2 separate regions of the Mus musculus genome follow, and region 2 is linked to region 1. Evidence: chromatin loops called from intact Hi-C (ENCODE). Cell type or tissue: left cerebral cortex. All regions are shown on one strand. Each heading gives the region's core, and the rest is flanking DNA. Links, peaks and the distances in the headings are about the cores only.

Region 1 (16,229 bases), core at 3,628-11,627:
TCAGGACAAGATTCTAAAGGAGAATAGAAAGAACCCCTTCTGTTATCACCAATTAAAATAATCTGAATAACAAAGAATATAGCGTCCATTCCCTGACTCTATGGCATGCAACTTCTACCATTATATAAAAGACAAACAATAAATAAACCGATTTCTACTATTCACCATACCCTACATGAATGACAAGCAAGATACTCTTAATGACCCTAGCCTTAAGAGTAGCAAAAAGAGAAAAAAATACCACAAGATTCCAAAGCTAGACCCGACTCCTGTCCTTAAAGAACAATCACAATCTGTGAAGTCCAGTGACATTCAAAACAGAAGAAAAGTTCATACCAATTACTCACACAGAGTTACCTTGAGATAAATTAATAAGGCCTCAGAGGCCTCTCCTCAAAATACAGGGCCCTTGGAATAAGAGAGTAATAGTTTGTATTAGATTTTCCAGAAGTTTTTTCATTTCATAAATAGCTCTCATCTTATAGTGCAGGAAGAAGCTAAAGACCCCAGTAGAGTGGAGCATAGTGTGATAGGTCATAACATCTTGCTGAGACTGGGCATGGTAGAAAGTTCTGGCAGAAAAAATTCAAAGAAAGAAATTCCAACTGGAGTGCAGTCCTGTGGCAGTAGGGGGGGGTTCCATATAAGAGCATGAGAATTCATGGGTCAGGTTCATTTTCAGTAGGAGGAAATTATAAAGAGGTCTTGCTTTGATTTGTATCAAAGTTGAACTTTGGTGGTGACATTTGATGGTATGTGTGGTTGGGGCTCAGGTACCATCTTTAAAAGAATCTGTTCTATTCATTTTCCTTTGAAATATTTCTATCATAGATGTGTTGCAGAACTTGGAATGAAAGAAGTCTCAGGAGATGTGATTTGTGGGAACATTCTTGGCAACACCCTGGTAAGGATATTGCCATAAATTTCTCCTGGAAATGTGGGTGTTTCCTCTGCTTCAGGGCACTTGATGACAGCATAGGTCTACATATGAAAGAGCAAGGTACAAGTAGGCACAAGAGAAAATTAGGAAAACATCTGGGTGTGGTTTTCTCTTGTCTTTTACCAGGTTGGTGGTAGCTCTTGTCTTCCTTGGTTTCTACCCATCTCTATGACAGATGGGTGGCGTCTTTTGTGTGTGTGTGTTTTCCTGTTATTTCTGAAACCATAGGTAATTAAAGACATTGCCACAGCAATTTGCCACACACCCACTCTGATGGCTTTTTCAGCCTGCTACAGGCTTATTGATTCAGAACAGTGGTAGGCTGAGCTAACAGTGGTTTTATATAGTTGAGAAAACAAGAGAGAAAGGAGAAGAGGGCAGCTGTAGAAACAGCTCTCAGAGGAGTAGTTACTGTTGGATTTGTGGTAAGGGAAGCAATGGAAAGGACCAAAAAGCTGAGAGTAAGCCTTCCAAACAACCCAAGAACTGCAGAGCAGCTTCATGCAGAATTTAAGCAAAAAAAAAAAAGCCTGGGTATATACTGTGTTAGCATTCTGTCCAAACTCCACCCCACAGTTACCTGGCAACTGCCAGGTATGCTATGCCCCATAGTTACTTAACAATAGCCAGGTAGGCCTGACCCACTATAAAAGGGGCTGCTTGCCCCCTCCTTGCCCTCTTGCTCTCTTGCTTTCTCTTTCTCTTCCCTTCTCTCCCCTCTCTCCCCTTTCCCTTCCCTTCCCCCCTCTCTCTCCACATGCTCATGGCAGGCCTCTACTCTTCTACTCCTCTACTTCTCCTCTCTCTTTCTCTCTGTCTGTCTGTCTGTCTCTCTTTCTCTCTCTGTCTTTCTCTGCCTCTACTACCCCCTTGACTCCCCTCCCCATGCCCTTAATAAATTCGATTCTATACTATACCTATGTGTGGCTGGTCCCTCAGGGGGAAGGGATGCCTCAGCATGGGCTGGCTGAGGCACATCCCTTCCCCAATCATTGACTATACCTCCATAGAACATTCCCCCTTTCTTTATCTTTTTATAAACACATCATGCTGATTCACAATATTAAGTTTTGTATTTGTCATGTAACTATTTAATGAGAATATGTAACACATTCTAGAAGATACCCTAAAGAATATACAAATATTAGCTTGCTCAAATCATCGCAAACATGTAAAGTAGGCACTGATACTATATTCCCAAGTTCCTGAGTCATAGAACTATATACATCATCTTACCCAAGTTGTACACTATCTATGACATCTATTTTGCTAGTGTGCTAATGAAAATGCAAATGGAAGTACTTAGTACTATAGAATCTTGTGTAAGAGAAAGACTTGTTTTTTGTTAGAATGATTATGGTTACTACTTGCCATTGTTTTTCCTCTTATAGTTCTTGGTAATGGCTTCAGCATCTGTGAAGAAATACCAGCAGTTTCAATTCTGGAAGTCTCAGTTTAAACTCTGGCACTATTACTCAGTAGATATGAGACAGTGGATATGTTATGTAATATCTCCAAGTCAACTTCTTTTCACTTTTGTGACAGAGTCTCATTATTTAGGCCAGGCTGGCTTGGAAATCATTATCTTTCTGCCTCAGCCCAAGCTGAGATTACAGTCGTGTTCCACTGTGTCTGCCCTTAGTTTTTAAAAATATAACATCACGATAATAATTATCTACATTATTGGTTGTTAATAATATTAAATAAGGATACTTTGCAGCACTTAACAAATCACCTGGAAGACAGTAGTTGTCCAGTAAATATTTGTTGCTCATTTTACTATTTGTTGCAATTCAACTAAATTTTTATTCTTCAGATTTTTTTTTTATTTAGTGCATTAGTCACTTATATACAGGGATTTCCTGGTGACACTGATTTGCATTTATTTATTGAAGAGCCACTAGGTTTCAATCTATAGGTGAGATATACCATTTAATTCTGAACTTGGTGTAGCTGTGGGTTGTTTGTTTGTTTGTTTGTTTTTGTCAGTGCTGGAGATGGGACCCCAGATATTGAGTACAACAGAGAAGTGTTTTGTAACTGAACTACATCCCCAGACTGATGATGTAGCTATTATCTCATTGTTAATGATGTAGGAACTGAGGCTACAAAGATGCAATCACTGTTAGTCTACATGGCCACTCATAGGAGATTTTTCTGACCAACATACCAGTGTTCTTTCCAGCATTTTTTCCACCATCTCCTCACACACATGTCTTAGGCTCTCTAATTGAGCAATGTCAACCTACATTCTTTAATCATTTGCTATGCATGTGAGCAGATTCATACTTTCCACATGCTTCTTCAGGAAGTGATGGGGAATTCAGCTGGTGCCTCTCCCTCCCATCCATTGTCCTCTTCATCTCACATTTTATGCTTCAAAGGCCCAGCAATGCTTTCCTCCTACAGTTGAAAACCAGATAATTTCCTATTTGGGATTTTCAGAGAATAATAAAGTTAACAAAAACACAGGATTTTATCTATGAATATGATTTCTTACATCACCATCAAGCATAAATCCATGGATCTCACCTTTGTAGGCAGTGAATTTGGTTTAAAGACAGAGCATGGCCCCTTACCTTCAGAAATAAACAGAAGAGCTGTAGTGGGCTGATGGGTTTGAAGTTGCCTAGTTGAAGTGGCCTGTACATTATGCTGTACAGAGAGCTCTGCCTGCAAGTCAGGCCTGAATCTCCACCCAAGGACTCCTAAAGGGGAAAGACTCCTTGGGTATAGTGATGAACCTGTGGTCCTCTAGTACGTGATTCCAGATTGTTTTATCTTTGTAGTCATTCGACACTTTCTTAAACAGCTGCTGTCTAGAGTTGAAGTGCAAGTCTGGTATTGGTATTGTTAGTGTTGTCTCTGCCCTCCAGGTATGGCCTCCCCAGTTTTTGGGTGTGGTCTTCCACTAAATACTAACTCCTTTTGTCTCCCAAATTACATTAAAACTTGTGCTGGTGGGTTTTTTGTTTGTTTGTTTGTTTGTTTTACATCTGGCTTTGTGTTTGATGCTTGATAAATGAATCTTCCTGGAACTCTGAAGTATCAGTGAGTCTAGGTTCTTTTGTGGCTCTTCTTATGCTAATGGGGTGTTTTTAGAAACAAATCCTTAATCTGATAGATGGAGATTAAAAATCATGGGCACTGGTAAACATTCTGATACCTCTCAAAGTATACTATCTTGAATTATTTGATTTGTGATTTTTGCATAAACAGTTATATGCACATTTGAAAAAGATCCTGGAAAAGTGGTACAGTGTGGTGATTATGTTTACGGTTTGGGGAAGTAAAATGTACCAATTATAATTTGTGGTTTTCATTCTGTTCTGTCCTAGTGGGTCATGTCTGTGTATTGTATTTTATTTCTTTTATGATCCCCCAGACTAGACTCTTGTCAGAAAGGGAAACTTGGAACAGAGAGCTTGAAAGAGGGAGCAGACAATTGAAAAGAGGCTCCACTAGCCCATATTGGTTCTTGAACAGTTCTGTACAGCTGCATCAGTATGGGTCTTAGCTGTGGTTAACATTACTTCTGATCCTTAGATACTATGAATCTGCTTGCCTTCCCACTCCTCATTCTGTCCCAGTGACTAGCCTTCCTGAATGTTTGTGGCGGTGGAATGTGAGAAACAGATGCAATAGACCTTTTCTCCTTCCCATCATAGCGAATTTCCTTTGATAGATAAAAGACAATTCTGACTTTAGCAGTGGGTGGTTTTATAGTAGTATGTAGTCTTGCTTCTTCAAATAAATTCTGGTTTTAAAAGAGATCTTCACAATGAAACTAATATTGTATACAGGTATTCCCAGGAGTGACCCAACTTTGCTAGTATGACATATAGAAAGCACCACCTAGGAGCTGAGCAGTGATTATTCTGTGTGATTAAATAAACAGAAGTCGTGCCTTCTCAGGGCCCTTGATTTTGATGTTGCTTCACGAATGAACAGTGTTAAAGGTGGTGACCTGGGTGCAGGAAGAGGATAATGACATATCACAAACAGCAGAGTTGATCTGTCCTGAAGTCAAGGAGGAAGAGGTGGCAATGAGCCCTGATGTTTTTCAGAGAGGAAATATGTGACTTAGGTCCAGTATAGACCATCAGTTATGTATCAGGTGTTTGGCACATGACATCTGGGCCTTTATTTCTTGTCATCAGAATATTGTATACTCAAGAAGGAAGATAAGGCCAGACATGAAGCCCTGAGGGAGAGTATCAATGCATAGTAAAAAGAAAGGTTGAATGAAGACTTCAAGTTCATCCAGGTCTACCTTACTATATAGCAACTATGAGACCACAGGCCACACTTATAACCCCCGAACATTGCTTCACCTGAACAATAAGGATGTGAGTTCCTATTTGTAGGGATATGGAAAGAGTGCAGTGTGAGTTGTAGGCTGAGTCCTACACAGGAAGAGGCTGACAAGAGTATTTTGTGTGTTCTCTTGTAAGTGCTCACAGAGAAGACGAGGATGGAAGCAGCAGAAGCAAGTTAGGTACTGGAAAGGCTATAAAGAAAATAAAGTCTCAGCCTGACTGATCCTGCAGGTTTCCATGAGGGAGGGTGTGGTGGCCAGCATCAACTCTAAGCATTCTTATGTTGTCTGTGTTTGAGAAATGGCTCCAGGTTTGTCATGGGCTGCTAGAAAATAAAGGGATGTGATTTCTCTCTTTGTTAGGTTTGATGCTAACAAAGGTCCCCAGAGAAAGTAAAAAGAATAAGACAGTTATGAGGCCAAGAAATCATGACATCGACTGTGTTAGAAAAAAAATATTATTGTTGATCAAGGACATGCAACTGCACTCAGTCAGGGTCAAAATACTGGCTAACATCTGGAAACTTCCATAAGAGAGTACACTCCTAAACAAACTACAAGTGAGTTTGTATTGAAAGCCTGACCAACAGAAGAATATTAAGGTATGATAATCTAAGGGAAGCATAGGTGTTCCCCTTGACAAAGCATACTGCTCTACACAAGAGAGAGAATAGAAATACTGCCCAGTCCATACTCTCAGAAGCCTCTTTAGAATCACCTTTGCTGGACGGTATTTTTTTTCTAAGAAAGCTCACCTACCACAGACATAGGATTTTTAGAAGTTAAATTTGCAAGCTAGTTCTAGCAAAAGAAAGCTAACACTGGAAAGAGCAAGCAGGTGTTTCTCAGGGGACTAGCTTTGCTGCAAGTGATTCCCCAGAAGGTATTGGAGAAAAGAAATAATTCTACATCCCAAATTCTCAAAAATCAGAGGGAACTTGGTGTTGGGCAGTGGCTCTTGACCTGTGAGTTACAATTCCCTCGGAAATGTTGAATGATCCATTGACCTGGGTCTCCTAATACCGTCAGAAAACATAGATATTATGTTACAATTCAGTACAGTGGCAAAATTACAGTATAAAATAGCAATGAAATTAATTTTATGGTTAAGGGCCAACAAACAGGCAGACCTGTACTAAAGGGTTGCAGTATTAGAAAGGTTGAGAACCTCTGGTGGGTAACACAACAGTCTTCATGGGTAAAGACCTTGTTACAGTCATACATAAAGAAACAATGATCACTCGATGTTAGAGAAGGATGATGTCTTGTTACTTTTGTGATTGTTCAGTGGCTTTATTTTATTTTATTCCTTTTCCACTGTTTTGATGAGCTGAGAACATCATGGCCTTTCTGCCAGTAGGTCCATTTCTCACTTTCTCTACTTGTCAGCAGAAATGTATTTCATTTTCTCAATGGCACCCGCCCTTTTCCCTCATCAAAGTTTAAAAAACAGCCTTATTTTGTGGCTGTGCAAATTTTAAGGATATGCCAGTCCTTGTACCACATGGGATATGTCAGTCCTTGTACCACCTGGGATATGCTACCAAAACTCCATAGGAAGTGTTTTTAAATTTTAATAGCAAGACATTCTCTGACTTAAAAAGCTGTAGTCTTTCTTACCACAGATTCTGCACTTCTTTTGGGTTTTAGGAGGTATGCAGCCAAACTTGAAGCAGCTTCAGGCCCAGTGTTTGGGTCCACACCTTTACACCTGCTTTTCTCTTTTGGACACTCTTTTTTTTCCCTTCCTTCTTTTCTTTTCTTTTCCTTTCTTTTCTTTTCCTTTCTTTTCTTTTCTTTTCTTTTCTTTTCTTTTCTTTTCTTTTCTTTTCTTTTCTTTTCTTTTCCTGCTTCTCCTCCTCCTTGTCCTCCTTGTCCTCCTCGTCCTCCTCGTCCTTTCCTTGTCCTCCTCCTCCTCCTCCTCCTCCTCCTCCTCCTCCTCCTCCTCCTCCTCCCTCCTTTTCTTTCTAATGGGTGGTAATAGTTGGGGATTTTTGCAGGCAGACAGCAGGGGTCACCATGGAGCTGTGCATGGTGGAGAGGTCTCTTACAGTTGTTCTGAAATGGCACGGGGCTTAATTATGCGATTCAGATGTGTATTCCTTTTGCTCTGACTGTTTAAAACTTCACAGTATCATTTCAGTAATCAATAGATACAGTTGTTTGAAGGAAAGGAGAAAAGGTAGCTTCATACAGTGTTTTCAAAAAATCATGTCAAACCCTATGGAACTCTGAAAAAAAAGTGGTTACAAAATGTGTTTACTTAAATATTGTGAAATGAGGATGGAAATTCGAAGGGCAGGGTATTTGTCATCTACTCATGACTAGCAGATGGCCGCCTCCTCCTCCTCCTCCTCTGCAAGCCGAGTGACTCACATTGTACAGGGTGTGCAAAATGAAATTTCAAAACTCTACTGAGAAGAGGTGGCAGTGCCATAACTTGATGCTGGAGGAATGTGCCAGCCAGATGACTTTGCCAGCCAACATTTTGCCAAAGACTCAAACAAAATGTCTCTCACTGGAACGAGTTTGGATGTGTGTTCAGTCCATCATATCTGAAAGGATCAAGGATATGCTTCAGGTTGTGCGTGAGCCTGGGTGCATTTGAAAGGGAGGGTGGTCTGCTTTGCCAGACCAGATCTGGGTGGTAATCACTGCTAGCAAGGTGAGTCATGTCAGATGCACTCACCTGTTTTTGTTTGTCAGCCCGAGAATGGTGTCAGGTCTGCCTCCAGCCAACAACAGAACAAAGTCTGGGCTGTTATCAAAATCCTCCAATAAATGGGAGTCAAGTTTACAGATGATAATTTAAGTTCAAAGTTCTCTTTTTTTCTCTTTTGTTTAATAAAAAGAAACTTTGGCTCTGCTATGCTTAACCAAAACACTAGGTTGTGTTTTAGGTAATTATATTTGTTTAAAAATAGAGTCCTAGCCTGGTGGACAAATGCACATTTGACTTTTAGCTAGATTCTAACTTTCCTTCATGTGATAGTCACCAGGGGTGCTCCTAACCTCACATGTTCTAAATCTCCTGGTGTTTCCCCTTGGGTGAAGTCCCTTGTTCTGGTGGTAAAGAAAAGCCTTGCAGTTTATACCTGACTCTCTTTGACTACTTGCTCTGAAGGAAGCCAGTTGTCCTGTAAAAAGTCGGACTACCCCTAAACTACTGTCCTTTGTGGAAGCCACATGAAGAAGCTAGATGAAGAGGGAAATGCCTGAAAAACATTTAGCTGTTTCTCAGATCTTGGCAGATGAGACAGATGTGGCTAAAGAATCCATTTTGGATGTCTCACTCAGTTGAGTCTCCTAATGACTCCAGCTGCCATCAGAGTCTAACCACCTGGGAGAAACGAAGGACCACCTGGCTGTGCCCATTCAACCCACAGAATAATTGATCCTTAATATATTGTTTTTAGTCACTAGGCTTTGGGGACTTTAAAAAAAAACAATAGCAGATAATCTAAATATGAGGGGAAGGGAGGAAATAGCAGGCTAAAGAGGATCTCTCTCTCTCTCTCTCTCTCTCTCTCTCTCTCTCTCATGTAGGTATTAATGTTGAATGAAACAATTCACAATTGAATGTTTTCATCCTGGGTTTTCTTACCAATTCATGGCAGCCATTTCACTATAGCACTAGTGCAGCAAATTTCCCAGTAGAGTTCAGTTAAATCCCGTTTACCTGTCTGAATCATATTTCAGACATTGAGCACTTCCACAGGTCTCTCTGTTTCTGTGTATCTTGTAAGCAAAATAAGACTGTTTTTCTGTTCCAGGTTACATTTTCAAGAATAGCTGTGTAATGCAGTGTTTTGCGCCTGAGAAAAGGCTAGAAATGTTTGTTTTTCACTTTTAAAAGATCTATATTTTCCTAAATGTGCAGATGCTACCTGGCCATCTCCCCAGCACCTTATGAGAGCTCCTCCCCAGGAAACATTCTCTGATGTGCTTGCAACCTACTCTCTGATCCTTCCTGAAATTAATTACCGACCCAGGAGTCTTGTATCTTCTCCTACCACCCATGCAACCATATTCTGTTCAGTTATAAGTAGACTAAACTCACATATCTCAATTTTTTAGCACAGGAAGAATTCACTGTACCAAGTCAGCTTTTAAAGGTCTAGGAATTAAAATAATTACAAGATGCTAAGAACTATATTTCAAATGATAAGTAAAACCCCTCTGCCTTCATCTGAAATCCTAGATATTTGAAATATTCTCAGCATTTATAATTTAAAGTATGTATTTCTTTACTTAAAAGGTCATATATCTGAGGTATTGAAAAGTGTAGAATACATTAAACTTTAGCTATTTTTGATGAAAGGCAAAAACCATTGCTAGAAAAACTAATACTAGATTCCATGATTTTGTGTGTGTGTGTGTGTGTGTGTGTGTCAGTAACCATAACTACAACTATGTACAACTTCCAAAATCTGGTAAAGCCACTCCAGCCATGTTGAATTGCTGTAAATTGTGTATATGATTCAAGAGAACAATATTTTAAATAATTTGATAAGCTCATTTATTGACTTGACTTAGAGAATGGGAGGCAGTGAGTGAAAGAGGGTTCAGGGAATGAATAATGGTGGTGGGAAGAGAAGCCATAATCCTAACCCCATGGTTTGCAGATAGATGGAAATTGGGCTCAGTTTGCAGTGGGCCTTCTGCATTAATTCTGGCACAGACTTCTTCCTCAAAGATAAATACCAGTTTTGGAAGTAGGGGCTCTAGTGACTAAGAACATGGTATGTTATAATTTTATCTACTCTCCATAGGGCCCAATTTCTGCATTTTTAAGGCAGAGGTAGTCATAGCACATTTCCAAAGGCTGTTAGGAAAAAATCAATGAACCATGTATTTAAATTTCTTACTTTTTACATAGAAAGTGAGTAATAATTTTAGCAATAGACATTATTGAAAAATTTCTAGAATTAGGGTTTCAGGCACTTAATCAAATATACTTATTTTCTTCCATGGAGGCTTTGGTAACTTCTTTACATATTTGAAGGAGGTAAGACAGGGAGTACAGCCCATTCTAAAGGATTGAGTTAATACTGAGTAGGATCGATGTGTTAGAGAATCCTATTACTATAAAGCACTTTGCAAATACTGAGATTTTTGCAAAGATTTTGTCCTTTAATTATCAAACCCTTGTGTATTAAAAAGAAATTAACCATGTAAAAGTTTTGATCCATTCATACTTAATTAGTAAACATCTGGTGTTTTAGCAAGTATTTGATGTTCAAGCAGTTATTACATTCTTCCTTTCTAAGTTACTTTCTTCTTTATTATTTTGGAATTTTAGTTATGTGATAATCCATGTTCATATAAAAGAAGACTGCTTTCCATTAAAGTGTAAATTCTGTAAGTCAGGTAAATGGTACCTCAGTTTCCCTAGAGGTAGATGTAATATCTTCACTATCATCAATTGCCTCCTGGTGGATCCTGCTACTTTTTCCTAGCCAGGAACTGGTGGAAACTAGGACAAGCCCAGTTACTATTATTATTTGGAGAGATGAGGGCAGAGTCTCACTATATAGTCCTACAATTCACTATATATCTCAGGATGTCCTGAATCTCATGGCAATCCTCCTGCTTCAGATACATAATTCTTATTTTTCACAAATATTAACCATCTGTGAAGCATTTAATATGTGATTGTTACCTTTAACCACAATTGAATTCTGGCAACAATTCTGTGATGTAAGCATTATTACTCCCTTCTGTTGATAAGGAAATAAGCTTATAGTGTTTAATGCTTGTACATGATAGAGCTAGATTTGGAATAAAGCACATGTAGTTCATCTCTTTGTGTTTCATCTGGGGCTGAAATGACTGTAGTACCAGAGATTACCAGCAGTCTAGATACAACCCTGAGTTAAGCCAGAATCTAGTCACAAAAACAGGAATCCAAGGAATGAAGGAGGGAGAGAGCATAGCAAGGTGACCTAGCATCAAGCATATTCTTCCAGACCAAGCATTGCTTCTTAATTTTGACTAAAACATGGTAAGAAACCTGTATATAGTATGTGGGAAGGATAAAGGTAGTCCCTAAGTGCTGACACTTGATAGGGACCATGAATACTTTAAAAAGTGCTTCCTTTGCCTCTTCTCTATAATTAGCCATTTTTAGAAGGAACGTACAGATATTCAAGGAGATAAGTAAGCATGCATTCTACATATTAGGATTTACTTTACTTCCTAGAGACAAAAACATAATGACTAGTACCCTGAACACACAAGATCAATCCCCTCTCCAAAATATCTGATATGTATCTCAATAAGACATTAGAGTCTAAAATAGATAAATTAAAATAATTATGTAATGTGGTCAAGGAGAATTTATTTTAGGAGTGTGGAGTAGTTTCCTGTTCTAAAGTCCATTTTAAAAAATGAACCTTATCAATGGAATAAAAGCCAAACCACAAAATTGTCTCAATAGACTCCAAAATAGTATCCATTAAAGCTCAATATCACTGTGTGATAAAAATCATTTAGTGATCTGGGAATAAAAGAGCAACTTCAAAACAAACATATAATAAAAGACAAACAAACAAAAAATACCAGCTAATGTTATGCTAAATGATGAAATTGCCTGTGGCCATGCCAAAATTAATGCAGTAGATTTCATCTAAATGGTGAAATGCTGAAATTTCATCCTAATATAATAAAAAAGAAAATGTGTCCCATCCTCATCACAACTATCTTCTCCTCTAAAAAGGCTAGTCAAAATATTTAGGAAACAAACAAAAAAAGAAAAGGTATCAAACTGAAAAGGAACAATAAAGCTATCTTTGTAAGTGACATGATCTTCCTCATACACAATTCTAAGAATTATACTACAAAATCTACTGGAGTTAACAAATTCAACATGTCACAGGGTACAAGATCATTATAGGTAGTAGTTAAGTGTATTTCTACACATTTGAAAAAAGTAAAGTTACAGAAAGCAAATTATGAACACAATTACATGTATAATATCAACAAAATAATGAAAGCCTTAGCAATAAATTTAACAAAAGAAACACAAAACTTGTAACAATAGTATTGAAAGAAAAATTTTAAATACTAATTAAACTGGACATGATGGTACATGCCTATATCCCAGTACTCAGGGAACTGAGACAGGATAATCATGTTAAAAGCTAGTCTGAACTAAATAATGAGTTCAAGACCAGCCGGAACGACTCAGTAAAATTATGTCTCAAAAATACAAGGCTTGGGATGTAGTTCAGTGGTAGAGCACTTGCTTAACATGTTTCACTGTCTTGGATTCCATCCCTATTGGGATTTACATAAAATTTCTAAATAAGTAGAGGGGCCGTCCATGTTCACTGGTTGGAAGACTTAAATGTCATGAAGACAGCATTACATCCCCAAATGACCTGCAGGTTACATGCAAGACCTGATGCATAGCTGGCTTCTTTTAGAAACTAGCAAACTAATCTGAGATTCATATGGAAATTCAAGGTACCAAAAAAGCCAGAACAGTCATTAAAAAGTATGGTAAGACTATTTATTTAAGTGGAAGAAAGACATCTTTCTAAGCAAGTAGTGAGGGGACAACTAGAGAGCCACCCGCAGAAGAATAAATTGGAACTTCTTTCATTCAAATGGACCATGGTATAAATTTTTTAAAAGTTAAAATTATAATGTTGGATTTAGCAAATACTTCTTATTATACTGTTAAATGCACAAAAGGAAGAAATGAAAAACTACTTTTTTCTCAAAGGCACCATTAAGAAAGTTAAAAAATATAATTATCTCAAAATGATATAATATTGTAAATAATATATCACTAGGGATTTGAGTCAAGAATATAAAAAGAATTCATAGAGTTCAACAATAAAAAGAAAAATAATCAAATTTTAAATTGGACATAGTGTCTAGATAGACATTTTTTCTAAAGACCCACATATGGTGAACAACCACATGTTTCTCCTCAGCACTCATCAGAGAAATACAAATCAAAACCACAGTAAGATACATATGCACACTCAGTATGCACTCATGGACATACTACTTGAAAATGGAAACAAGCAAACATTAGTAAGAATGTAGAGAAATTTTACCCTTCATACTGTGTTGGTAGAAATATAAAATAATAGAACTACTTTACAGTGCATTTTGGTAGTTTCTTCAGAAGCTAAACATAGTTATACTTTTAATTAACAATTCTCCTACTTGGAGTTTTCCAAAGTGAAATGAAAAATACATTTTTCCACAAACTCGTTTTGCAAAAATGTTTCCAATAATGTTATGCATAGAGTCAATAGTATAATAGACACAAACCAAATTTTCATCAATTTATGAATGGATAAACAATGGGAACTAAATATTCAAACTACTTAAAACATGATGAACCTTAAAACTCAGTGAAAGAAATAAATCACAAAAGACAATGTACTGTATGATTACATTTATTTGAGACTCCGATAATTAGCAACTCTGTAGTGACATAAAGTAGATTAGTGGCTACTAGAAATGGGGACTCGTGGATTACAGAGTATTGAGCAGAGTGATAGCTAAATGGCACAAAATTCTCTTTGAAACAATAAGCATGTTCTAAGGTTGACTGTGGTAATGGTTGCACAATTCTTTGACTATACTGAAAGACAGTGACTCGTTTGCTCTTAATGTGTGGGTAGTATGGAACAAGAAGCATATCTGAGCAAAGCTGTTACTAAAAGAAAAAAAAGAAAAATAGAAATGAGAAATTAAAATGGTTCTTTAATCTGGATGTATAGAACAGCAAGCTATAAGGGCTAGGCAACATGGTACTTTGTGGATATCCAACATGGGCCAAGATGGTGAATGTTGAATATCCAGGGACATCCAGAAAAAAAAAATGGCTGACACTGGATATCCAGGAAACCCATAATTAAGCAGTGATGTACTCAGTTATATTACCATTTTTGGCAAATATCACTTCTGTGGTTTTGCATAAATATGAGTTTGAGGTCAAAGGAATGTGCCTTTGCCTTTAGCCTTCACCAGCATGTCATTTTAGGACTGCGTGTACCTACCTGAAGCCTGTATGACACATTTTCTGTGCCTGTGCCCACCTGTGTGTAGCCTGTATGTGGTGCCTAGATGCCTGCTGCTGACATCTGCATCCCTAGAGTTCAGTGTAGTACTGAATAAAAATTTGTCTTATCTGCCCATGGCTCCTTGCATACTTATCAACAATTTGTTCTCCCATGACCCCTTTCCACTTCTGGCTTCATAGCTTAGTCCTCACACTGATGCTACACCTGTCTTGGAGGTAGTAAAGATTGGAAAGAAAGCAACTACAATGGACACATGGGGAGGAGAGCTATGGCCTTGGCCAATGAAAGTTGAAGAGTTAGGACATTAAACTAGTTTCATGAAGGGCTATGATTTTAGTGAGAAGGAAGACTAATGTGGGAAACCACAACAAAAACTGTTACAGTCTGAAGTGTAGTGGATAAATGTTTTCCTGGCAATTCACAGTGATTATGAAGTCCTACTGTGTGATTAGAAGTCATCTTTATATTTTTCATAGTATCTTTGAAAGTCTAAGCAAATGCACACAGACACAGACACACAGACACACACACACACACACACACACACACAGTGTATGAAGCAAAAACTGGTCTAAAAAATGAACAAATCAACAAAAACTGCAGGCTTATAGTTATACACTTTAAATATCTTCTTTCAAAATATCAATTAAGGGAAACCATCAGGGATCATAAACGCAATAATAGCATCAGCCAACATGATTTTATAGAACATTCCATCAAACAATAGTGGAACACAGATTATTTTCAATTGTCTTCAAATACTTACTCCAAAATTAACCATATATGGCCTAAACAAACTTCATCAAATATTTAAAGCTAAAAGCATTTTAACCTGACAAAAATTAGTGCAGGGAAGAAAAAGTTTTTTTGAGTTCATGATTCCATGATACAATCCATCATAACAGGGGAGCAAAGGTAGTAGGAACTTAAAAGAGCTAGACACAGAAGAAGGAAGAACTAAGTGAAATTTAAATAAAAACCAAACAAACAGGAGATGGGAAGGTGGCTCCATAGGTAAGAGTGCTTGCTGTATAGGCATGAGAACCTGAACTCAAAATTTCAGCATGCATGTAAACAGCCAGGCAAAGTGTTCCAGCCTGTAATGCCAATGCTTTAAGGTACATAAACAAGAGGATTATGGGGACCACCCTAATTCCAGATTCACTAAAACACCTTGTCTCAAGGGAATAAGATGATATGTGGTAGGCAGGACACAACACAGCACATAAACACAACAACAAATCACAAAATAGAGAATTAATAAAATAAAAGCTTTCTTTGAAAGATGGTTTGAATTGACAAAATTCTAGCATAATTAACAGATATAAAAAGAGAAAATACAATCACCAGTAATAGGAGCAAAATTAGCCATTTCATACTATCTTAGTTTGGGTTTTATTTCTGTAGAGATACCATATCATGGTAACTCTTATTGAAACAAAACAAAACAAACAGACAAACAAACAAACAAACAAAAAAACCCCCAAATCTCTGAAGGTGGATTGTAGTTTCAGAGGTTTAGTTCACGACTGCCATGGCAGAAAGCATGGCATTGTGCAGGGTAGACTTGGTGCTAGTGTAGAGGAAATTGTTAGCCCCAAGAGAAGGCTTGTTCTTACATCTATCATCATTTCTCCTGGGCCTGCGTTTCTTTCTTTCCTTCTTTTCTTTCTTTCTTTCTTTCTTTCTTTCTTTCTTTCTTTCTTTCTTTCTTTCTTTCTTTCTTTCTTAAATTGATTCTATTTTACTCCTGTTGTTGAAAATCCCAAAGTACAATTTCAAAAGTAATTTATTGAGGGGTCCCATTGTCTACTTTTGCAGTTTCCATCTAATGACTAGAACAGATTGACTGATGAAGTAATAACCCAGCACAATTTGACCCTTTGAAATGTTTAAATTACCCACTTAATCTCAGACATACCTT
Region 2 (16,229 bases), core at 3,949-11,948, 270 kb after region 1:
GTACTCAGGTGATTTCCTGTAAACCTTCCCACCTTAATTTGTAAAATAAAGGACAGCTGATGATTGGGCAGAAAAAGGGAAGGTGGAGCAGAAGGTGAGAGGGAGAGAGGAAGGACAAAATGGAAAAAGGAGAGGATGTAGAAGAGAAGGAAGAAGAAAAGCAGAAACACATGGCCTGGAGAAACCACAAGTTATAAGGGGTCTCATAGATGTGAAAGATGGTAGTGTAGTGGTAGATCTGCCCAATCTAGGAGCAAAACATGTATTGAGTTGTGTTTTCATTGCTGGGTTCATATTGTTTTCATATTTGGGTTGGAGATTTACAGATATATAGCTGTCTCCAGATTGCTGTGCTTCTCACTTCTAGACAAAACCATTAAACACTGATCTATTTTTCCAATTGTCTCATAGAGACAAGAGAAGATTTGGAAAAAGTGAGTCCCTGATCATTTGTAACCTTCAGTTCTGTTTTCATTCAGACCATTTTGACAAATGTTCCATAGTCAAGGAGTTTCATGACATCAGTTGAGTGTCTACAATTTATCTGACTTTTGATGCCTTCATACTGCAGAAGAGCTCAATCTCACAAATAGTCCTACTTCAAATAGCAATTGCTTGTTGCCATTTAGACTTGCCCGTCCATCTATGTATATATCCTCCGAACCCCTCATGCTGGGTAAGTTGTTGCATACCTCACGGAACTCAGGGAAGTTTACTTACCATTACTCATTTATCTTAAGGGATTGAAGTGAGGTACAATTCAGTGAAGTCACATATGTGTTAAGATGTTTTGGAAGGCACCTGGCTTTCATTCCCACCCTAGGTCACATGCTAAGTACCATATTCACTTAGTACCCTGGAGGATTTCTGAACCTCATAGTTGGAGGACATTCCATTACATTCATGGTTAATCGGGCACTAATGATTGCTGTTATCTGAATGTACCTCTCCCATTCATGTTGAAATTGTGATCAGAAGTGTAAGTGTAATAAGTAAGACTTTAAAGAAGTGGTTAGATTCGTTGGATCAATATTTCAGAAGCTACTGAGGCAAATTAAGTTTATTTCACAAGTAAAAAGAACATGAATGGGTTATGGGGACAGAAGAGTAAATATGCACCCTTTAAATATTGATGTTGAAACTGCATGGGAAATACTTATGTAAGGTAGAAGGTAGACTGTTGTAAGCACTCCACCCTTATAGACTAGATGTGATTATGGTTTGGTGAATAGGATTCTTTGATAAGTGTTCAACTCACTTTTCCCTTTTACCACATGAGTAAACATCAAGAAACTACTTATCAGACAATATATATCAATGTCTTAAACTTGGACTTATCCTCCAGAGTTTTTAGAAAATAATTTTTGTTCAATAACAGTCAAGTCTCAGAAATTTTGTTACAGTTGTACAAAAATGGACTAAAAATGATTACTGAGCTGGGGGTTGTAATAATTGCTCAATGTACTTTGGAAACATGTCTAGGTTACATACCCAATACTACAAATATGGAAAATATTGTCACCTACTTAGTCTGAAGAACAGAAGGCACAAGGGTCTAACCCACTAACCATATCTTGGTGGTTTTGGCATCTAGCCAACTTCTGGAAGTTAACTACACCACCACCAGTACCACCACTCCTTTATTAGCATATGAAATGATTGAATCAGTATTCTAGACTCTAGTGTTCTAGGATGTTCTTGTATAAGGACTAAATCAAATGCAACAAAAGATCCTCTTACATCCTTGTCACTCAGTAAAGTATGAGGGCTTTGGGGACTGTACATGAAGTCTCAATATGTATTTCTTGTCATATCACTATATTTGGCCATGCTTTGGGAATCCATCAAGTACTTCTATGTCACTTCAGAGAAGGAATGAAACCTTGGGTCTCTCTTTATATCTGGCTGTACACTCAACACTTGTTTAGTGACAGACAAAGGAATTCAAAGAGCTTCATGAGTGTAGAGATGAAATAAAGCACTGTCCACTTGTTAACTATGAGTTTAATTCAATAGACCCATGATGTGTAGAGCTATCTACCACACTTCAAAAGTTGTCAAATACATGAACTATAAGGTCCTTTTTATAAGGCCATTGGCTTGGGCAGGGGATGGAATGAACTGGTAGAAAACTAAAACTCATACAGAACAGACAGTACAATCTGCTTTATTTTCATTAGATTCAGCACTAGGTGACAAAAACTCATTACATTATGACAATTGACTATTAAACAATTAATTATACACAGGCATTGATTTTTGCTTCACTTGTATTCCTTTTCTATTAATGTAAACTACTTAATTTCTTAATGAAAGTCTCTAGTATATATAACATAACAATAAATTCCCCCTTGAAACCTCCACTCATCCACTGAAAATTTTATCCTGAATTGCTACTGTCTAAAATTATTTCTAAGTTTCCATTTATTTACCAAAAGAATAGAAAACCCACATTGTAAAACTTGTGTTTCTTAGAAGCAATTTCCATTCCCTTCTTCTCATCATGGAAAACCATTCTTGAGTTCTTTATAAGCTTGTCATTCCATCACACAGCTGCTGCTCTGTTTTCCTAAGTGATGGTCATCAGTAGTGGACAGTCAAATTCTAGGGTATGCTTTCAGCGAACAAATGGTGTAGTGAGATGTTGCAACATAATAAAATGTTCAGAGACTATGCAGACTGGAAAGTTCTTCATATAAGTTTTGGGACAATGACAGAGGAGGGACAGAAACAGACCAGGCTCCTGCAGGTGGAAGAGAAGCCAAAGTGAGGACAAATGCTGAGGTCGGAAGCAGTATGCTAAGATGATTTACTTCCTGTCAGCAATAACAAATAGCAAACCCAAACATTTTATAATAATATGACCTGTCTTCTCTTCTGTTTCTTCAGTTGACAAGTCTGGCATGTGAGACTGTTTTGGATGAAATCACAGTGAGACCATTATTTGCTATGATGCTCAGCTTCATAGAGGTCCTTCTTTTGTTCTTTTCAATGAGATAAGTCATACTCATTTATGGCTCCTAGAAAAGTTGACTCAGAAATGTTAGAGATAAAACAATGATAAGTAGGCCAATGAAGAAATGATTCCAGGTAGCCTGAAACCCAGCAGACAATGTAGCTGTTGCCTAACAAACACAGAAATCTACATTGTATGCCAGGTTCATGCCCCAGACCTGGATGTTCAGCCTGCAAATTATCCATACAGATTAACATGTCAAAGTTGGTATGTGTCTTATTTACCATAAGAAAAGAAAATGGAAGTCACAATTCCTGTGACTTACCAATAGGTGAAATTTCCTCAAATAATTCGATTGGTGGTCATTCATCATGCTATTTTTAAAATGACTATTAAAGGACAAGAGATGTATGGAAGTACAGATAGGGACATGATAGATATCATTTAGGAAGATGATACATAGACAGCTGGATAGAAAATGATATCTTCATGGGGGAAAGAGGAAGACAAGAAGTAAAACCAATCAATGGCTCAAATATTCTCTGTAATGTTAATTGACTTCATCCTTCATCAAACTCTGGATGACTTCCAAAACTGAATGAATGAATAATGGAAAATTAGATGATCTGAAAACTGTGTGTGCCTATGTGTGCATGTGTGTGTTGCTCTACAGAAAGCTATCGTTTCAATAACCTTGTTATGGGTACCATAACTGAAGCTAGATGATGCCACCAGAGACCCAGTAGCCAGATGTAGCTGCTGATTACCAAAGACAGGATCTACACTGGCTACTGAGCCACTGAGGGCACCCTAATCCTTCTGAGAGTTAGACAATTTGTAGCCTTCTGAAGAGAGATTCTGGAAGGGAAAAAAAAAGATGTCAATTACAGAAATTAATGAAACAATACAAGAGTTTTCAATTGCATATTTTTCTTGTGCTCTGAATATATATAAACCTTAACTACCTTTAGATTCACTTCCTAAATTTCTAAAACACAGACAATTATTTATTAGGTATTTTCTTCATTTACATTTCAAATGCTATCCCCAAAGCCCCCTATACCCTCTCCCCGCCCTGCTCCCCAACCCACCCACTCCCACTTCCTGGCCCTGGCATTCCCCTGTACTGGGGCATATGATCTTTGCTATACCAAGGGCCTCTCCTCCCATTGATGGCCAAGTAGGCCATCCTGTGCTACATATGCAACTAGAGACACAGCTCTTGGGGGTGGGGGGTACTGGTTAGTTCATATCATTGTTCCTCCTATAGAGTTGCTGACCCCTTTAGATCCTTGGGTATTTTCTCTAGCTCCTTCATTAGGGGCCCTGTGTTCCATCCAATAGATGACAACACAAACAATTATTAAAAGGTAGCATTTATGGAACTATTCTAAGTAGTACTTCATTAGTTTGTCTGTTCTAAGCTGTCCCTCTACAAAACAATACAGGTCTAAGTCACTAGCTAGGTAAGCTCCTTGTTGATCAAGTCATTAATTTTTCCTAGAAATACTTAAAAATACTCACTGAGACACTTTTCTGAATCTTTTCCCAGGCCCCTGACATTTGGGACTGAGAATCAGATTACAAAAAGGGTAGAGAAAAATAAGAAATTAATCCAGCAGAAACGAGTCATTCCATAACATAATAAATAGTTGAGAGTAATTGTACTGTTTTGAAGGTAGTTGAGAAATGTGTGTCTGAAGGCTTGATATTCATGCAGTGTGCAAGAAGCATGCATACACATATCTGGGGGAGAGAAAGGACCCTAGGGGGTTGAACGAGGCAACTGTCCAAAACCAAAGCAGGAAAATGTCTGATTTGAAATAAGCGACTTGATCTCAACATTTCACTTCCATGGGCAATGGCTGCCCACCCCCTATATTTAGGATCATTTTCTAATATAAATAACCATATGACTTTGCTCTAAGCATATACACCTTAGAGTTCTGTATTCTTGTGGTTGAAAATTCTGCAACATCCACTTAGAAAAATTTAAGAGGCTTATTATCAGAAAGAAAGTTCAGAAAGGCTCCCAACTTTCAAATAGAACAAGTTCAATAGACTTGCAGCTGGAGCATACAGTGATAATCAAACATACGCATACTACAAAGAAAAGTGGCTCAGAACAAAATTGTTAGCAGTAAAGAAACACAAGCAATTTTGTGGGAGTCACCGTGTGCTCTGCTCTTTGAGGGAGGACAGAGTGGGACTGACAAAGGAAGTAGACTTTTGTTTGATTGCTCCCCCTCTTTAGCAGTTATAAACTAATCTTATCTATATTTTACAAAAGAGCATGCATAATGAGATGGAGAGGGGGGGGAGAACATTTGTTCAGTTTTGGCAAGCTCTTACCCTTACTATAAAATAAAGCATTTGTAGAGCACACAAATGCATATCTCACAACACTATACAACTATGCCTAAATCATCTTTTATACATAAAGCTAACCGAGTGAGACATGGGTTTAGTTTGGTTACTTCTAATGCCACAGTTAAACAGATGATCATTTATAAATCTTAGTCCATTTTAGCTACAGCCTGTAGACTCACAGAAGAGCCTAGCAGGGGCATGTGGATTTCCCTAGGAGCAGGAATTAGAATAGACTCAATGGATGTTCTGGAGGTGGGGGTAGGGCAGGAACAGGAGGATTGGGTGGGGAAGGAAAGGGTATGCATGGTTGAGGGACAAAATATGGAGAGAGAAACAGCTTGAATTGAGGAACATTTGAGGGGCAGTGTTGCAATCCAAATGCAGTTTCCAAATAATGGGGGCAGATGCAGTGCCAAGTGGTCATCTCTTGTTATCAAACAAAGCTTTCAGTACTGGAACCAGGTTACATCCAATTGAGTTGTTGGCCGAAGGGGAAAATACAATCCTCATACAAAACAATCCAGGCTTTTGCCAAGAATATAGGAACAACAATATGAACTAACCAGTACCTCACCCCCCGAGCGCGTGTCTCTAGCTGCATATGTATCAGAAGATGGCCTAGTCGGCCATCAGTGGAAAGAGTGGCCCATTGGTTGTGCAAACTTTATATGCCTCAGTACAGGGGAACGCCAGGGCCAAGAACTGGGAGTGGGTGGGTGGGTGAATGGGTGTGGGGGACTTTTGGGATAGCATTGGAAATGTAAATGAAATAAATACCTAATAAAAAATTTAAAAAAAAAACAGATGACAAGGCCCCATTGCTGAAGACAGTACCTACACAACTCATTGAGTATGGAGAGGTAAAGCTAGTACCTACATAGAACCATCACCCCATATTCTAGTGTCTATAACACATTATTCTGAAGGCTACCAAAAAGAAACATAGACATCAACCCAGCCACAAACCTTTGATCTGCAATCTGTTCTGCCTGCAAAATATGCTAGGGCAGTGGTGGCACATACCTTGTGGGAGTAACCAACTAATGTTTGATTTAAGGCCTATTCCATAAAATGGGACCCAAATCCCATACTACTTGAGTGACCAGAACCAGAGACTTAGCCCAGAAACCTAGGGTAAAACCAAATACCCCTGGTCTAAAATAATGAAAAAACACTGTGACAAAATGAATCCTGATGACATTCTGCTATACTCATAGATCAGTGCCTTTTTTATTAAGCTTTTACCAGAGATGCTGCTTCCTGCAGTAGACAGAAACAAATCCAAAGATCCACAGCCAGACATTAAACATGGAGAGAGACCTTGAAACACAGTTGTAAATGGAATGTCCCTACCAAATTTCTCCCCTCAGAGCTCAGAGAAGCTTGCAGAAGAGGAGGCAGAAAAATATGTAAGAGAGAGACGAGATGGAGGATACCAGCAGAACAAGGCCCTCTAGATCAACTAATCAAGGCTCATATGAGCTTACAGAGATTGAAGTAGCAAGCATAGGGCCTACACAGGTGTGCCCCAGGTTCTCTGCATACATATTATAGCTTTCAGTTTAGTATTTTAAGGGACTCCCAAGTGTGTGTGCGTGTGTGAATGAGTCTTTGATTCATGTGCTAGCAGCCTTCCATTAACTAAAGAATGCCATCAACTTCTGTCACAAACACATATATGGATCTGGAAGAGCATAAGACAGTTCATAAATTTAACAAAGTCGGCATTAATTTAAATAAAATATCTCCCACTAGGAGGACTTCATGTTAAATATTCTTTTAAAATGTAAACATATGCATGGAGAGGGGAAGGGAGGGGGCAGAGTGAGGACAAAAACAAACGTTGGGAAGCACTAAGCTAGTGATTACCTTGATCATGGGTGATTGGAATTATGATATCAGCACAGATGTTATATATTTCTAAACTCATCAAACTGTCCACCTGAAGTATGTACTGTTTTTGCTTATCATACTTCAATAAAGCTGTTCAAACACACACACACACACATACACACACACACACACACACACACACACACGACTCTCAAATGGTGAAGAATAAAAAATCTAATTAACAGTAAGTATAGACTAGGGAAGCAATTCATTCATATACACACAGTATGCCCAGAGTTAAATTATGCTGGAGCATAAACCAACCTTTTAAATACAGGTGTCTAATTAAAGTACATTCCTGTGAACTTGGATTCCTTCTGCATTACGTTAGAGCACTTGAATCAGGCGATCGCCATAACCAGACAAGTGGTGGCAGCCTGTCTAACTTTTGCATACCTGAGGTCCTGTGACTATATTGACCAAAAACATTTATACCAGCTGATGGTCACTTGATCCTCACATCTCTCTATTTAGTAAATTGCTCTACAAGTCAGCTTGAAGTTTGAGGTGAACATTTTCTGGGACATTCCTGTTCAACACACTTTAAAAAAGACATTTTCTGCCAAATTAGTCTAGCCTGAACAGGTCTGGGAAGGAATCAGGTTGGCACAAGATCCTACAACAGGCTTCTGAAGGTGAAACCTCTTCCAATTAATAAAGACAGACTCAGACTAGTTTTGGAGAATAATATTTAGCAATTAGATACATGCCTTTAATCCTTCTGAATGAAAAAAAAATCATTTCTAAAATAATTACTGGATGAGAGCATAAGTCATTTTTGCTTACTAAATACACTGAAAGAGAAAAAAACAAAAAGATAGTTTTAACCTGAGTTATACACAGTCTTTTGTGGAAAAATTCTAGAAATCAACTGCCTCAAATCCATTTTTTCCACTTTCTCCCTCCTCCCTCCTCTCTGGAAGAAATATGTAAGGCAGTTTCTAGATATAATATCAGCAGTGTTCAAGGCAGTGAAGAACCCCTGTCCTTAAAAGGGGGAAATAAAATTATTTGCATCCCATTAATGATAAGAAAATAAGGATATCAAATAATTGTTTTCTGAACCTGTAAATAATAGAAAAAACTAAAATCAGTTCCTCCAAAAACTGCTAGCTTGGACTTTGTTCAATCACAACTTATTGCTGGCCTTTACAAATTTACTCTCACTTCTGAGCCATGTGCAGTTTTCTAAAGGTATTAATATGAGCCTAACGTCATAGGCTGTAGGTCTCATTTATATGTATTAACCACAGAGTTTCTCTTTTGCTGCCACTATGACTCCTTACGCCATCCAGTATTTTTAGGATACTGAATTTTTAGTTCTTCTGTTACTCTTCCCAGACAAGTTCTACTCAGCTCAGACAAGCTAAAAAGAAAGCAAGTAGCAGGTCTTCTGAGTGCTGCCTCGGCAGATCCCTCAGCCCATGGAAGGCCCAGTTCTAGGCCTCCTAGCTGGTAAGAAGGATGTTTCTTTAGGGCTGGCATTGTGATGGCTTAGTCTGTGTTGGTCAGAAACAAAGCCACACTGCTGTGACACTACTGGTTTAGAATTGTGATACAGGTGCTTTGAGGTAAGAATCAAGTCTCATTCTTGGCACTTGAGGTGTCAGAAGCATCTAGTGAACAGTGGTCACCTAAATCTACCAGACACCAATCAATTATAAAATGTCTGGGCACCTATAATATACTTCAACACACACAGAGACACACAAAACCCCAACAGACGAATATCTCCATTCAGGATTGTACCTGTGTATGCCTTTATCCACTTAACAGCATAAAAGGGTCCTAAGGTAGGGCAAGGGGCACTCTTAGGAAGACTTTTAACCTTCACTACAGTCTGCCTGCCCCACAAGAAGTCTACTATAAAGCAAACCTCACTGTGTACCATACCAACTGATAAGAGTTCTGTGGTTGTATGACAATTTATTTTCAACTAAGACTATACAAATGCTATTACCACAAAGGAAAAGAGGGAAAGACAAGCTAACAGATGGAGTGTGAAGATTTGGAAGCACCAAATTCTGATCATTTTAAAAGGATAAAAAGCCAAATGTATATCATTGTACATGCAGACTCTACTTGATAAAGCTGCCAGCTATAAGAGGCAATGCTCAGCAAAGAGAAAGAGGGAAGAAAAATCTGGGAGAAAATTGAAAAGGTAAGTAAGACTTAGCGGTCTGAAGTGTATTGCATAAAAGGCAGTGGGGATACCAGTTGCTTTATATAACCTCTAGAGAATGTGAGAAAGACAGCAGTATATAGCTCTTACTTACAATCAAGTGTTTGCTGCCAAAGTTGTTAAGGCTGGTTGCCATGCAGTGAAAATAAATCTGCTTTTTTTTTTAATTGGCTCTAGAAACAAGTATTTTGTTGGAAACAGCTTAGTATAAACCAAGGACCATGCCACATCCTGACAATAGCATTCTCCTTCTGGCCTTAGTTTAGTTGTAGATGCTGAACTGTGCCCATACTGACCCTGGAAGGGTTTTCCCAGTACATGGCCAGTTCTGGAAATCAAAAAAAAAATACGTAGAGAAACACCATGAAGTGAGTCAGAACTCAAAGTTAACAATTGAGAAGGGTAGGGCTGGGAAGATATTTTAAAAAGTCTCTAAAGTGCTTGCCATAAAAGCAGGAGGATGTGCATTTGGTTCACCGAACCAAAGTTGGAAAAACATACAACAAAGTGTTTGGTTATAATACTAGCAACTGAGAGAGAGAGATGAAGACAGGTGGATTCTTTGGGCTTGCTAACCAGGGAGCCTCCTCTAATTGATGATTTCCAACAAGACAAGGTCTGAAAACAAGGTGGACAGTATCCAAAGACAACACTGATGATTGACCTCTGGCCTATGCACCACACACAAGAGGTAAACATTTAAAAAAAAATGAAAGATCTACTTTCAACTGGAGATCATTTATTGTTATACTATACAATATACAATATAAAAAGGAAGGAGGATACTAAAAAGGGTCACTACTAGTGACGAACTACAGGGAATGTCAGCCACTACAACAAAACTAGAAATATAGGTAGGAGAAGACAAGTGCCCTGACATTCCTCAGTAGAGACATCAGCTTCTTGAATGGCTCTGTAGAAGATGAGGATTAGGAGGTGGAGAAAATCTGAAAGGTTGGGAAGGGAGGAAAGTAATTTTTGTGGGCTTAATTTAAAAAGTTAGAAAAGGTTAGAGTCCAGAACACACAGCAAAGCAAGGACTATCCCTAAGCTTGGAGGAAGGCAAGAGAAAAAGGAAAAGTCTTTCTTTCTGTGCAGAGAAACAGTGGCCAACTTCATTACTAGGTTGAAAGGGGGAAATGACAGGAATAAAAATGCTGTTTATATTGATGGTAAGTAACACAGGGGAAATCTGGTTCCTCTTTCTGTGAGTGGAAGAAGAGGTCAGAAGAGGTGTGCCTTGAGAGACTTAGCTGAAAGTGAGGTGGGGTTGAGGGGACTGCCAATATGCTCCAGGAATGTAACTATCAGTTAAAAAGGAGAGGCGTTAAGAAGGAAGGGATGTAGCTCAGTGGCTACCTATCATGTGTGAGGCGCTGGCATCTATATCAAGCCACTCCACTCCCAACAGAAGGCTCTGCATTTTTTCCGCAGCTGAAGTTGAGGCTCCAGGTCCCAAAGTCCAAGTTTATTCTCCTGCTTCCTATGGTAGAAAGACTGTCTCAGGTTTTCATGGGAAATAACTATTCATTTTCTGACACGTTCTCTCTTGTAAACCTTATTCAGACGATCAAACTCTTTGTTGTTTTGGAAACAAAGTGGAAAAAAAAGGCCCAGACATGGCCATTCTTTCACTTTCCAACTTTAACAGTGGTAGCAATAATACAGAAATCCTACACAGACTGTTGGGAGCTGCCATGCCCATCACCACATTTCTTCCTGTCCCTATAAAAACTGGCAAAGAACAGAGTCATAAATGATAAACAAGCAGTAGCAGATGATTTGGCCAAAATGAAACAAAGGAACAGACTTTTCACTGACTGAGTTTCATTTCCAGACAGAATATTACCTTCCTTGTTCACCTTTATTAATATAGCCCCTAATGTTTTTAAAGCTAAAATACAGCTGAGTGATTCTCCAAACATGGACACAACATTAAGAGACAAGACCTCTCAAGATCTGAGAAAACAAGCTGTGTTTTGTTTTCAACGTGAGAATAGGGAAAGACAGAAAGCAAATTAGGAAAACTGTTATTTACCAGTACACCAAAGAAGCTACAAAACAGTGTTTCTACTGGAGCCCTAAACCAGGATACAAGCCACAAAACAAACACAAACACAAACAACCCCACAGTTTTTTGACTTTACTACATATGAAAAAAATTGCACACAGCATTATTTCCCTCTAAACATAAAAGGTTCTGAAAAACCTAGCAGACAGGCAGACTATTTTTTTTCCTCTCAGAGTCTTAAATTTGCTTGCCCACAGAACTCTTCATATACTCCCTCAATACATGTTTGTTAAGTACCATCTCAGAGTACTGGAGGCTATACTTGGTCCCTGTATAGTTTATCACATGAGCATCAACAAGTTTGGGTAGCAAATTATGTAAGAAGTTCTCTGGAGGCAATTTCCTCAAAACCAAATAGGAGAAAAACTAAAAGAGATAGTGAGGGACACTGAAAGTGACAGGTACCTGAAGAAGAAATATGCTATCAACATACGCCAGGTGAGAAAGGAGTATACCAATACATGGACCAATTTTCCAGGAGAAAAACTCAACAGTACCTGCCTTCACCTATGGCTTTGTGAGTCATTGTCAGCCAATTATTTATTATTTAGTATCCCTTTAGAAAGAGCTAGAAATAATTACAGGATTTTATTCACTGTGTTATATTCCAGTTTTGAATAAAGCCATAGGGTACCACATGGAATTAGACTACCATTTCAATGTCCCTCACTTTCAATGTCCCAGAGGGTCCACTCTAGTCTCTACTCAGTACTGTTCCAGTAATACAGACTGATGTGGATAATTACACAGGCAATGCTGATGTACATAGAGCTGGGCTTTCTCTGAGTCTCTGAATCTTATAAGAACCTTTGAAAACTAAGCACTTGTGGTATTATCTGTTTATAGATGGGGAAACTGAGGCTTACATGGGGGTCTTTTTTTAGGGTTTTACATATATAAAAAGAACTCTTAAAGATCAGTGAGCTAAGAGTCTTGGTCAAATAGTCACTGATACAAGTTTGGGAAAGTAGCAAGGTGTATGTAGCAAGTAGCTAGAGAGAATGGAGACAATTCTGACCAGAGAAAGAAACACAAGGGTTCCTGTGATTCAGGAAACAGCTTGGCCTTTCTGAGCCCCTTTACTCTTCAAACAAAAGGAAACAATTCTGATCCATGTGAGCAAGGAAAGGCTTGTACACAATGAGATAGGTACCATATAACCTCAGGCTAGCTTCAGAAGCTGCAGCCTTGCTGCATGCAAGCCCTACAGTGGTGGCTAAGTTCATGTTTATAAAGCCAGCAGATGGCTGTCCCACCAGTGTTGGGGGAAAGAAACACTTCCTGAAAATGAATTTAAATGACAAGGAGTAGTGAGAGATAGGACAGTTACAGATTATATTCACTGTTCAACTTTGGTTGGTCTTCTACACTAGAAGTTCGGTATTTCAATACTCAAACCATTAAAACTCTAACAAGTTTTACTTTCCAAAGACAGGATAATCTTGATTTTGCCAAATAGGGACATTTTCAAACCCTCTATCTACTGTAACAATGATATCTTGTTTTCTTCCGATTTTTCTAAAACTGAGAAATAACCAACTCACAATAAACCACACATAATTAAATTAGATGATTGGGAAGTTTGCAAAACAGAATCACCCATGAAACATCGACATAAATAATAAAGTGAAATTATTGACTAGATATGCTTTCCTTTTGCCCTTTTGCAACCCTGACCTCTTGCTACCCACCCCTCTGTTTGCCACTTCATACAATCACTCCTGCAATTTCCACAAAGCGTTTCTAGAAATTGATGTAAGCAGAATTACATAGAGTATCTTCTCATAAGTAAGGGCTCTTCCTTTTATTTAAAGTAGTAACATATTACATTACTGAGCAGTATCCATTGAGGTACACTGTTGATTTGTTCACCCATTAACTTGCAGTTGGACATTTGTGCTTTTCTAGTTTTTGACTATAACTAATAAAATTGCTATGGGCATTCACATACAACATTGCTTTCTTGTCTCTCTAAATAGGACATCTGGGTCACATGGTAAGTATGTGTCTGACATTTTATGAAATTGCTAAATTGTCTTCTAAATTGTTTCTACCATTTCACATTTCTTCCTAAATGTCACCGAGAGCCCCAAATCTCTGCATCTTCAACTTCTACTTGCTGGTCAGTCTTTTTACATTTCAGCCATTCAAACAGTATGTAGTTATTACTTATATTTCCCCAATGAATAATGATGTAGAACACCTTCATGCACTTATCTCCAATATGGGTATCTTCTTCTGTGAAGGATCTGTGGAGACCCTTTGCTCATGTTTTAATCTTGCTTTTTTTTTTATTATTGAAAATGTCATCAGCTTTCATGAATGGTTGAAGACCAGCTCAATCAGATTTTACAGAACTTATGGTACACAAGTAAGTAAATAGCCACAAAAGATTTTTCTAAAGCCCATGCTAAGCTAAAATATTCTGTTGTTGATGAGCTTGAAACATCTTCAAAGCTTGAAAAGAATTTAATTATTTATATGACCAACGCTGAAAGATCCAGAACATAATTAGGAAATGAGGTAATCCTATGTACTACATGATATCTAAAAGTGCCCCTTGGTTATTCCTCAGAAAAATTACCCACTTTTCATCCATAAGTCATACTTCAAGTCATCTACTAATCATACTCTAGTCTCACTGATTCTAGTTTATAAAAATAATTAATAATTTTTCAAATTCAGACCAACATCCAAAAGTAAATAAGGTTAAAACCTGTGTCACATTGTTTTTCAAATGGTGGCAAATAAAATGTGACCTGCAAACAAGAACAAGACTTTCCATTGAAGATGTGCTAGGAGCAGATAAATTCGTGTATGGCTCTAGGCATTGCTCTAAGAGAAAATAGGCCTTGGTTCTGTTGTATGGCACCATCCGGTCAGAGCTCAATTGTTACAGTTGATGTGGGTTTCCTTTTAGATGCCTGGAAAATGACTCTGCTGACCACATCCACATTCTGAAATACTTTTTGAGAACTTGTAACCAAACTGTAGGAACTGACTCATTTTGCAGTGCCCAGCCACCACACAATTGTTTCGAAGAGACTCAATTCAAAGGCAGAAATAGAATGCAGGCAGAAAGTTGTCTGGATTTACATGGCAGGAGAGGGAAATTTCAGGGAACATACAAGAAGGACCAAGGACAGGAGATTAGGCCTCGGAGGAAGGAGTGAGCACAACACAATGCTTACAGACAATGTGTGCTGTTGTCTTCAAGACAAGAAGGTAGCTCTCTATTTCTAGAAGTAGATTCAGTAGAGAGATGTACGCAGGATGATTCATACAAAATGGTGCCTTAAAAGGCCATTCTTGAATTCCTCACTCTCCTCAGTTACTCAGCAAAGTGGTGCTCAGTTCTAAGCAGTCACTTGATTCATAGGATGGAAGCAGGGGTGGGGCAGCATGTCCCAGCCACCAGGGAGAATAAAGGGCTGACACCTGGGCTTGAAAGCAACGGGTTCTTCACTCCCCTAGGACTTCCCTACTTCCTACATGTCCATTTCTTCATCTTCCTTTTGGTTCCCTATGCAACTCATCCAAGGAAATAAATGTGCTCATTAAGTCCTAAGCATCCCCATTTCCACACTGGGATCCTGAGCCAGGGCAGGGAAGGATGAAAGGCAGCAATTGTGTCCTTTCTCCCCCACGCCACACTGTTCTCAAAGTATTCGTTTCTCCTTACCCACAAGTGAAACAGATTAGTCCATTTCAGCCTGAAGCAATGATGCTATCCCTCCCAGCTGAACCAAACCAAAATGACAAAAGAAGTAACTCTTTTATGCAGATGGGACTCTTGCTAAACAAGAATATAAAGGTTAACAGGAATACATCACTAGCTAGTCAGGCCAGATGATATAGAGTTTGGACAAGGGTTCAGATATCATGAAATAACATCCACTCAGGTAAGATCTATGAATATCAAGCTCCATTTGTTGTCAGGCTAGATCTAGTCTAGTTGTCTATATAATGGTGTGTATATGTTTTATGTCTGTTCTTACCCATGCCATGTCACTTAAAATGCAAACTCCCAGATGGCAGTAACTATATATACTTTATGCACAAATCAACGCTTTCAGTATCAGATTACAAAAAAAAAAAGCAAAACAAAAACAATTAGGAATGGCAAGTACTTACTTTTCAAAACAACTTTAAGAGAAAAGATATATGAATTCACATCCTTCCCAAGTGATTTTATTTTCTTAGGTTCCATTTTTGTCTCCAGTTGTAGTCAGTATGCTTTAACAATTCCTAAATTGTGAGAAACATAATTATGTTTAAATACATATGTTTAAATACACACACACACACACACACACACACACACACACACACACACACATATATATATATATATATATATATATATATTAGAGAGAACTGAATATAGAACATAATGAAAAACCTAAGCTGATTCAAGTTATAAACAAAATGCTCAAAGACATGCTGCATGAGAAGAGAATTACAGGTAAACATAACTAAAAACATGGCACCATTAAATAGTCAAGCTCTTCACCTCTCTGAATACACAGGAGAGGAAGAACTACCTACATTGAGCTCCTTTGTCTTTGTTTACTAGAAGCTTCATAATAATCATCATAACTAGAATCATGAAACCATCACTTTACCAAAGGAAAGCCTCCTACAATTTGTACCCACCCTGGGTTTATACAGTGTAATGGGGGTTTGCCTCTTTAGATTACCTATCACACATATCCTTGGAAATATCCCTCTTCTTCTAGTTAGTAACTACCGCCTAC

The links. Peaks named below come from ENCODE experiments on the same cell type or tissue, not always from the same donor. Only the 100,000 strongest peaks of a DNase experiment are listed, where the experiment ranks them.
Region 2: it touches region 1 in a loop (2.2-fold over the local background); 5 of 42 quality-filtered maps call a loop at or near these places.

What each region holds. Positions count from the first base shown.
Region 1 is chrX:18,874,997-18,891,225 of GRCm38, forward strand. No RefSeq gene overlaps it. Among named protein-coding and RNA genes, the nearest start is that of Mir221, 260 kb to the right of the region's middle. In left cerebral cortex, for the core only: CTCF peaks have their summits at 7,271 (motif pointing right) and 11,092; DNase peaks (open chromatin) are centred at 7,320 and 7,646.
Region 2 is chrX:19,143,210-19,159,438 of GRCm38, forward strand. Mir221 (microRNA 221) reads right to left here and starts at 3,179; the gene lies at 3,085-3,179. Mir222 (microRNA 222) reads right to left here and starts at 3,762; the gene lies at 3,684-3,762. It overlaps Gm14636 (predicted gene 14636), which reads right to left. Exons shown (of 5, transcript NR_168020.1): 5 at 13,262-15,720. In left cerebral cortex, for the core only: no CTCF peak of the experiment used is centred there; DNase peaks (open chromatin) are centred at 8,883, 9,432 and 11,798.